Linked DNA regions of Mus musculus: region 1 is linked to region 2. Evidence: chromatin contacts called from ENCODE Hi-C or POLR2A ChIA-PET data. All regions are on one chromosome and are shown on one strand. The core of a region is the stretch at or near the end of the contact, and the rest is flanking DNA. Distances in the headings are between cores, read along the strand shown.

Region 1 (3,404 bases), core at 552-3,051, 230 kb before region 2:
GCTCCCCCAACCCCCAGCCTTTGAATGGATTCAATGTAGGAGCGCCCTCCTTCCTTCTGGGCTAGGATGGGAACGCACCCGCAGCCAGGGGGCTCGGTTCCTCTGGACTGGGACAACTTTCGGAGCGTCCGCTCACGGTCTTAAGCACACCAGCCGGCTAAAGTGAAAGTGGAGGCGTAGACAGAGAGACACACTATGCATGTGTTGTTTTGTTTTTCGAGTTTCTGGTCCTAGTTCGAACCTTCTTAGATTCTGAAGCATGTGCTATGACTAGGGGATCCTATTCCCCCAACTTTGCCACCCACACGCTCAATTGTTGGGGCAGATCAAAAGAAAATGCCACTTGAGATTCTAGCAGACCACTGGAGACCGCGTCTGTCTGTGTTGTTTCATTCTAACGTCTTCGTAAAAAAAAATTTTTTTTTCTGAAAGAGGTTACTTTCAGTTAGCAGCAACCTTTGGAACTAAGAGTTCTTAACTCAAACATGTTTTGTTTTGTTTTGTTTTGTTTTTGTTATTTGTTTTGTTTTGTTCTCAGCAAGAAAGTGACACCCTAAATTTTTTTCCAGGAAAAAATCGCTGTCCCTTATACAGTCGCCCAGACTTTCTACATACTTGGAAGACAAATGTACCTCCCCCCCCCCGCCCCCCGCCCCAGGAGACCATAGTTAAGATCCCCTAGAGACAACCTAATGAATCCTGTTGACTGATTTTGAATATTTCATTTGAGAGGTGGAAGGGGAGGCATCTACAACCCTCAAATGCGAGTTGAGTTCCATGTCTGACCCGGTGCTGGGGAGTAGAGGAACAGTCAGACTCACTCAGCTGTTCAACACGTGTGGTGTGTTTGTTTTATATATAGTTTCTCGTGCAGCGCGCGCGTGGCTGGATGTGCACTTCTTTGGATTATAAAGCGTCCAGTCAAGAACCTCACACCATAAGTAAAAAGAAATAAAATCTTGTCCCTGGAACTGTCTGCATCCTAGGGTGAAACACTAACAGCATGACAGGAGGAAGAGGCAAATTAGCCTAGGCGCAGAGGGCCAGAGGGACGTAAACAGCCTTAGAACCATTGCATGAGGGAAGCACAGCTGCACCTCTGGGAGTCTTCGGCCTGGTGCCAGACTCCTTCAGCTGCGACTGCCAGGTCACTCGGAGAAGCTGGCTGGCGTAGCCTTCCCTTTCGGAAGAGCTGTCCTCTCTCTTACCCCCTGGACCTGGCTAGATGCCTCGGGGCAGCCTCGGAGGCGAGCCAGCAGCACTCCTCCAACTCTGCTCCACCCGGAGCCTGACAGCTGGGCGGTCCCGCCTGACCCGCGGGCGGGCTGCGGCACCCTCTGGTAGACCGGCGCCCTGGCAAGCGGCTCCCGTGCAGAGGGGTTGGCCGCGCGAATCTGAGAAGCCTCAGGGCTGGGGTCCGCAGCTCCCCGTGGTTTCCATTGTGCGGCCGTGAGAATGGCCGGAGGACGCGCGCACGCGCGCGCGCACACACACACACACACACACACACACACACACACACACCCTCGCACACGCGGAACCGGCTGGGCCAGGGGAGGGAGGAGGAGGGTGACGTAGCGTCCCATGTCGTCACATTGACGTCTCGCATTCCAGGCACTCTATGGAGAGGCTGCTAGGGCTCCTGTGGCATAAATGACGTGCCGAGAGAGCGAGCGAACGCGCAGCCGGGAGAGCCGAGTCTCCTGCCTCCCGCCCCCCACCCCTCCAGCGCCTGCTCCTCCTCCGCTCCCCATACACAGACACGCTCACACCCGCTCCTTCACTTGCACACACAGACAGACACACGCGCGCTCACACGCTCCGCACACACACTCCACTCTCTCCCGCGCGCTCACACCCCTCTCACCCGGCTCCCTCGCCAGTGTCGCGCCGCGCCGCGCCGCAGCCGGACGCCCCTCCAGGGCTCACTTTGCAACGCTGACAGAGCCCGCAGTGTCCGTGGAGGTGGGAAACGTGGCGACATCCTACCCCCTGGTCGCAGCCGGAGACTGGATGCCTGCGGAACCTCTCGGCGGCGCTCTCCCATGAGTTGGGATCGCAGCATCCCCCGCCAGCCGCTCACCGCCTCTGGGAGCCGCTGGGTTTGTGCACCGCAGCCCTTCCGGGACAGCAGCTGTGACTCTCCCCCAATCCAGATTTCGGGGTCGCTCTCTAGAAACTCGCTCTAAAGACGGAACCGCCACAGCACCCAAGTACGTACGATATGCCCAGTTAATGTGGGGACTTGCTTAAAAGTTGGCGCGCTGGGAAGTGTCGCTCCTGAAATTGACAACTTTTAATATGGGGTGGCCCCCTCCCGCCGCCTCCCCTTTCAGGTTTTCTCGCCCAGCTACCGGTGGGTTCCAAGCTGAAACTTTTCCCTTGTAGCTGGCCCTCAGGGACTCTGAAGCTTGTGAGATTCCTCTCCCCACCCAAAGAGGCTAAAAGCCTCTAACAAAGAGGAGGACCTGGATTTGTGCTGTAGCTGCTCCAGCGTCGTAATTCAGGGTATTTCGGCTCTAGTTGTCATGGTAATGATGCTCTCGGCGGCGGCGGCGGCGGCGGCAGCGGCTGCCGCTGAGGCAGAGTTGGAGCCCCGGTGATGAACGGCAGTAATTTTCCTGCCTTTTAAGTGGAATTGGAAATAGGGACTCTGGTGGGTCCGAGTTAATGTGTCTAATGGTGAAACGGAGCTGGTTGTCTGGGAGAAAGCTTAGGAGGGCCAGTGCCTGGGCAGCAGCGGCCGGAGTTTGCAGAGGCTCTGGAGGAGCTCAGCAAAGAGGGTGTAATTGTAGGAATGCGGCTTATTGTATTGAAATGAGCCCCGGGCTCCACTAGGCACGTCTGCCTGGCGTCGCCGACTTGCTGGTTTACACTTTTCCCCATGGAGGTAATCGGGTGTAATTGCCGACTCTCGCGCCCCGACACGCGTGGGGACCAGGTCCCTCTTCTCCAGGCCTTGGCTGGTGTGGGAAAGGCTTGTGTTACTTTTCAATGAGCTTTCGGAGAAGTTGCTCCGAGTGTTTTCTTCTTAGTAGAAAGGAAAGTTCTCGATGGTGAAAAGGGGAGCCGAGCAGCGGAGCGCAGCCGGCGGAGACTGGCTTTCAAAGGCACCTCTCGAACCTGTTGGAGGCTTCCGGCAGTCATGCGGGAGCTCATGAGCATTGGTCCCTTGATTTCCAAGAACGTTCTTGGAGCTGGCCTTTTGTTTATGTGCCCGGCTTCTCCCGAGGGAAGAGCCGCGGGGACTGTGGTCAATAGTGCTCTGGAGCTGCTTATCCTAGGGCCTGGGAGGGCTGGGAGAGAGGTTACAGGGTTCGGTTCGGCCATTCCTCCGCTGTTCCAATTCTGGAGCTCCTTTGCCAACAATCGGGAAATGTTTCTTATAGAACCAAGTTGGAGAA
Region 2 (3,420 bases), core at 904-3,403:
CTTGTGCTTCTGGTTTATGAGAACTTCTGAGGCTTTGCTTTCAGACCATTCATCTTCACAGGAGTTCTCTGAAATGGCTTCTGGGCTTCTTCTGGTCCTATCATCTATCTTTGCTTGGAAAGACAAACACACAATGTGTTTTTAACTAGACTTTAGGAAAATGTAGGCTTTATTGGAGAAGAAATCTTCACTTAGGTATTTAACAGGGTTGATAAATTCTCTAGAAAAAGTCTGTGTTACTTAGAAATAAATGTCCTCATTCTGTTTGGTTTTGTTTGTTGGTTTTTGAGACAGGGTTTCTCTGTATAGCCTTGGCTGCCCTGGACCTCACTCTTCTTAAACTTAGCTCTAGTGACATTTTCCTACAGAAATGTTTCAATGTTTCAATTTCTTAAGAATGTTGATCTTTGAACTTCTCAGTCACCTAAAAATAATTTCTAACAGACAACTCTTTTTAAGGCTGAGGAAAAGATTAGTAATTAGTATCCTTAAGAAGTATATGGCCTCTTATTAATGCAACAGTTCTAGAAGGTGCCACAGTACATAATAACACACATACACACACACACACACAGAGAGAGAGAGAGAGAGAGAGAGAGAGAGAGAGGAGGGAGGGAGAGACAGAGAGACAGAGAGTGACAGAGACAGACAGAGAGAGAGAAGAGAGAGAGAGAGATCCTCTATATAGAAGTAATTTACTGCTATATACTTACAAGTGCTAAGAAGACATATGTGGCCTCGTTTATACACAACTGTAGCCTTCAGAACTATTTTCATTTCATTTAGTTTACACTACTTTATTTTGAAAAAAGCAGAGTATTATATATAGCTTTTTAAAAAATGGCTTTCAAGCCATAATGAGAATGAAAAGTATTTTAAGTGCAGACATTAAACTTTTTATGTGATACGGGGGAATACACACTACAAATTAAGAAATCTATTTCTAGACTCAGTTTCGCCTGTAACCAACTACACAGCTTCTTGCAAGTTAATTATTATTCTTAAGCTGTGAAGAAAGTAATTTATATTCAATGATGCTAATCTTAGCTTTCTAAGAATCTACCACAATTCAAGTATTCTCAAATGCTGTCATTACGGTCCAATTAAATTCCTCTCATGTTCACATATGGAGTTAGACCTTCAGTTTTTGTCTCAATTTGACCTTAAGAAGAGGCCAAGTAAGTTGCATACTCAAGATAGACTTCAGAAGAAGAACTGGGGGAAGATTCTTTTCTAAGATGGGATGGTGTTGGGCAGGCAGGGAAGTACCAAGCACCTAGGTATGCAGGAGAGCTGGTTATTCTCCAGTTCAGAGCACTGACCAAGATTTATGTATGCTTCTAGGGTGCAGAGGTTGCAACAAGGCTAGCAGGAGGCTCTAGCAGAGCCTGTCAGATAATCACATCCTCCACCTTTTCAAATTCCTATTCTCCCAGTCGACACCAAACCAGACTCCAGTTCCGGGTTTCCAACCAATCACATTAAGCCACAACAGAGGGCTTTGCCAGCCGGTTTCAAGGATCCAGAGAGAGATTCACACGACCCCAACACCTGTCGGCTTCTAACGCCCCTCCATGTGGGAGAAAACATTAGGTGTACCCTAGGTCCCTTAGGATTCTGGTGCCCCAAGCAGGTCCTCAACGTCCACAAAACTGAAACGAACTCCAGGGGCCTCAGCGGTGACCTCCCTCCCACGGATCACTCACTCCCCCCAAGGCGAATTCTCCTATTTGCAGGTTCCAAGCCCTGACTGTGCTTTCGCAGGCCTTGTGGACCGCAGGCTTAAGGAGCCAAAAGAACGGCCAAAGTGAAGGTAGTGCCCGGGGGTGCACGCCTCGCCAGCGGAGGAGAGTCGAGGCAAGCAGGGGGCTGCACCGTTCCCCCTCGCGGAGGGCGGGAGGCGTTCAGGGACACAGTCGGAGGGTTTGTCACCCCGACATACACTCACCAGGAGCAGCAAGGAGCATCTGAGGTCTGCTAAAGACAGGAAGACCGCAGGATTCATGGTAACGACGGGGTCGACGGCGGGGTCAGGAGGTGGCGGCTGGGACTGGACCGGGCTAGAAAAGGGCTGGGCTCCGGGGCCGGCGGCAGCGGCACCTCGTCCTCTCGACCCGGAGCTCCAGCGGCGAACACCCGGGACAACTTCCAGAGAGGCCTCTCACGCCCTCACTTCCGGGTCCTGCCCATCTCGAAGCACGTCGGGAAATGTAGTCCATACTGTAGTTTCATTGACCATGTCATCGGAGAGCTGGGACTCTCTTTCCCAGTAAGCCCTGTGCCCACGACGGCCAAGCCATCTGTGCGCGGGGCTCTTCGGGATTGGAAGGGACCGCGTACCTCTGTGCCTCCGGGACGGGAACTACAATTCCCAGAGGGCTGTGCAGCCTGGAGCCCCAGGCTACTTCTTCAGAGCTCCCGGGCTCTAGTGTCCTGGGGTCTGTTCCTGTGGGCGCAGTGGCCTGGCTTGGCGGTAGGGGCGGCCCCGTGAGGGTTGTGCCTCCTGGGGCGGCCCCGGGACGCCATTCTTGGAGTCAGGGGTGAGTAGGAAGCGGTCCAGCATCGGCGGCTCGGGTAGGATGGAGAGCACCGCCCCGGGCTGCTGCTGCGTTTTCTTGGCCCGCCTGATCTGAGGTGTGGCCTGAGCCTCCATCCCTGGCCTCCAAGCTGCTGCCTCTTCTTTCTGTGCTACTTCCTCCGTTATATAAGGAGAATCACCACTGGGGCTTCGGTCAATCACTTACCCAGGGTTGTTTCAGAGGGTCCGTGAAACGAAGAGAACAGGGATGGGAAAGCATGCTGTAAACTGTAAAGCGCAGTGCCCAAGTGGCCGTGACCACTTCTTACAGTACAATTACGAAGTAACCAAGTAATAAAGGATTTTAACTTGGTGTATGGTAGCTTTCCAGAATCTTCTGTGAACATCCAGCTAGATCCACGTGCCTGGAAAGTTAGCCACATCATCACTACTTAGGAGGCATTCTTCATTTGTGATTCTCCCTACTCCAGTTCTTTGCTTCAGCCTTCCTGCTGCCTGAAGTGGCCTTACCCTTTTTCTTTCTGGCTTGCCATCTCAAGTGTCACCACTTCTGACATTTGATTCCCCTGACATCTGTCACAGTCACCAAATCTTTCTTCCTAAGCAGAATTTCTTTTTTCTGTGTGTGAGCTCAGCACCACTACGTTTGCATAGCAGTAATTAGAGTGTTTATTGCACAGGCTTATTTTATAATTATTTAATGATGATGATACATTTTAAAGCACTAACAAAGTGGCTTTGATTTCTTTCTATAAAAAATTATTTATTGGGGTGGGGACAACAAGGAAATGAGCATCTCTGCTAAAGGAGAAGAAGGAGGAGGAGGAAGAGGAGGAGGAGGAGAAAGAAGAAGAAGAAGAAGAAGAAGAAGAAGAAGAAGA

Evidence for each region. Hi-C counts contacts between places; a loop is a spot of excess contacts on that map. ChIA-PET counts read pairs that join two places held with the same protein, here RNA polymerase II (POLR2A).
Region 1: a loop to region 2 is called in a map of left cerebral cortex, with 7 times the contacts of the local background. The contact joins the promoter of Nr4a3 here to the promoter of Erp44 in region 2. A Hi-C loop is called at or near these places in 5 of 37 maps with a recorded cell type or tissue (T-helper 17 cell, T-helper 2 cell, heart and 1 more). POLR2A ChIA-PET finds 5 or more read pairs at or near these places in 3 of 5 experiments (Patski and embryonic stem cell).

The regions. Positions count from the first base shown.
Region 1 is chr4:48,043,504-48,046,907 of GRCm38, forward strand. Nr4a3 (nuclear receptor subfamily 4, group A, member 3) reads left to right here and starts at 1,802. Exons shown (of 8, transcript NM_015743.3): 1 at 1,802-2,213.
Region 2 is chr4:48,277,436-48,280,855 of GRCm38, forward strand. Erp44 (endoplasmic reticulum protein 44) reads right to left here and starts at 2,154. Exons shown (of 12, transcript NM_029572.3): 1 at 1,949-2,154. The coding sequence starts at 2,005. It overlaps Invs (inversin), which reads left to right and starts at 2,325. Exons shown (of 17, transcript NM_010569.4): 1 at 2,325-2,540.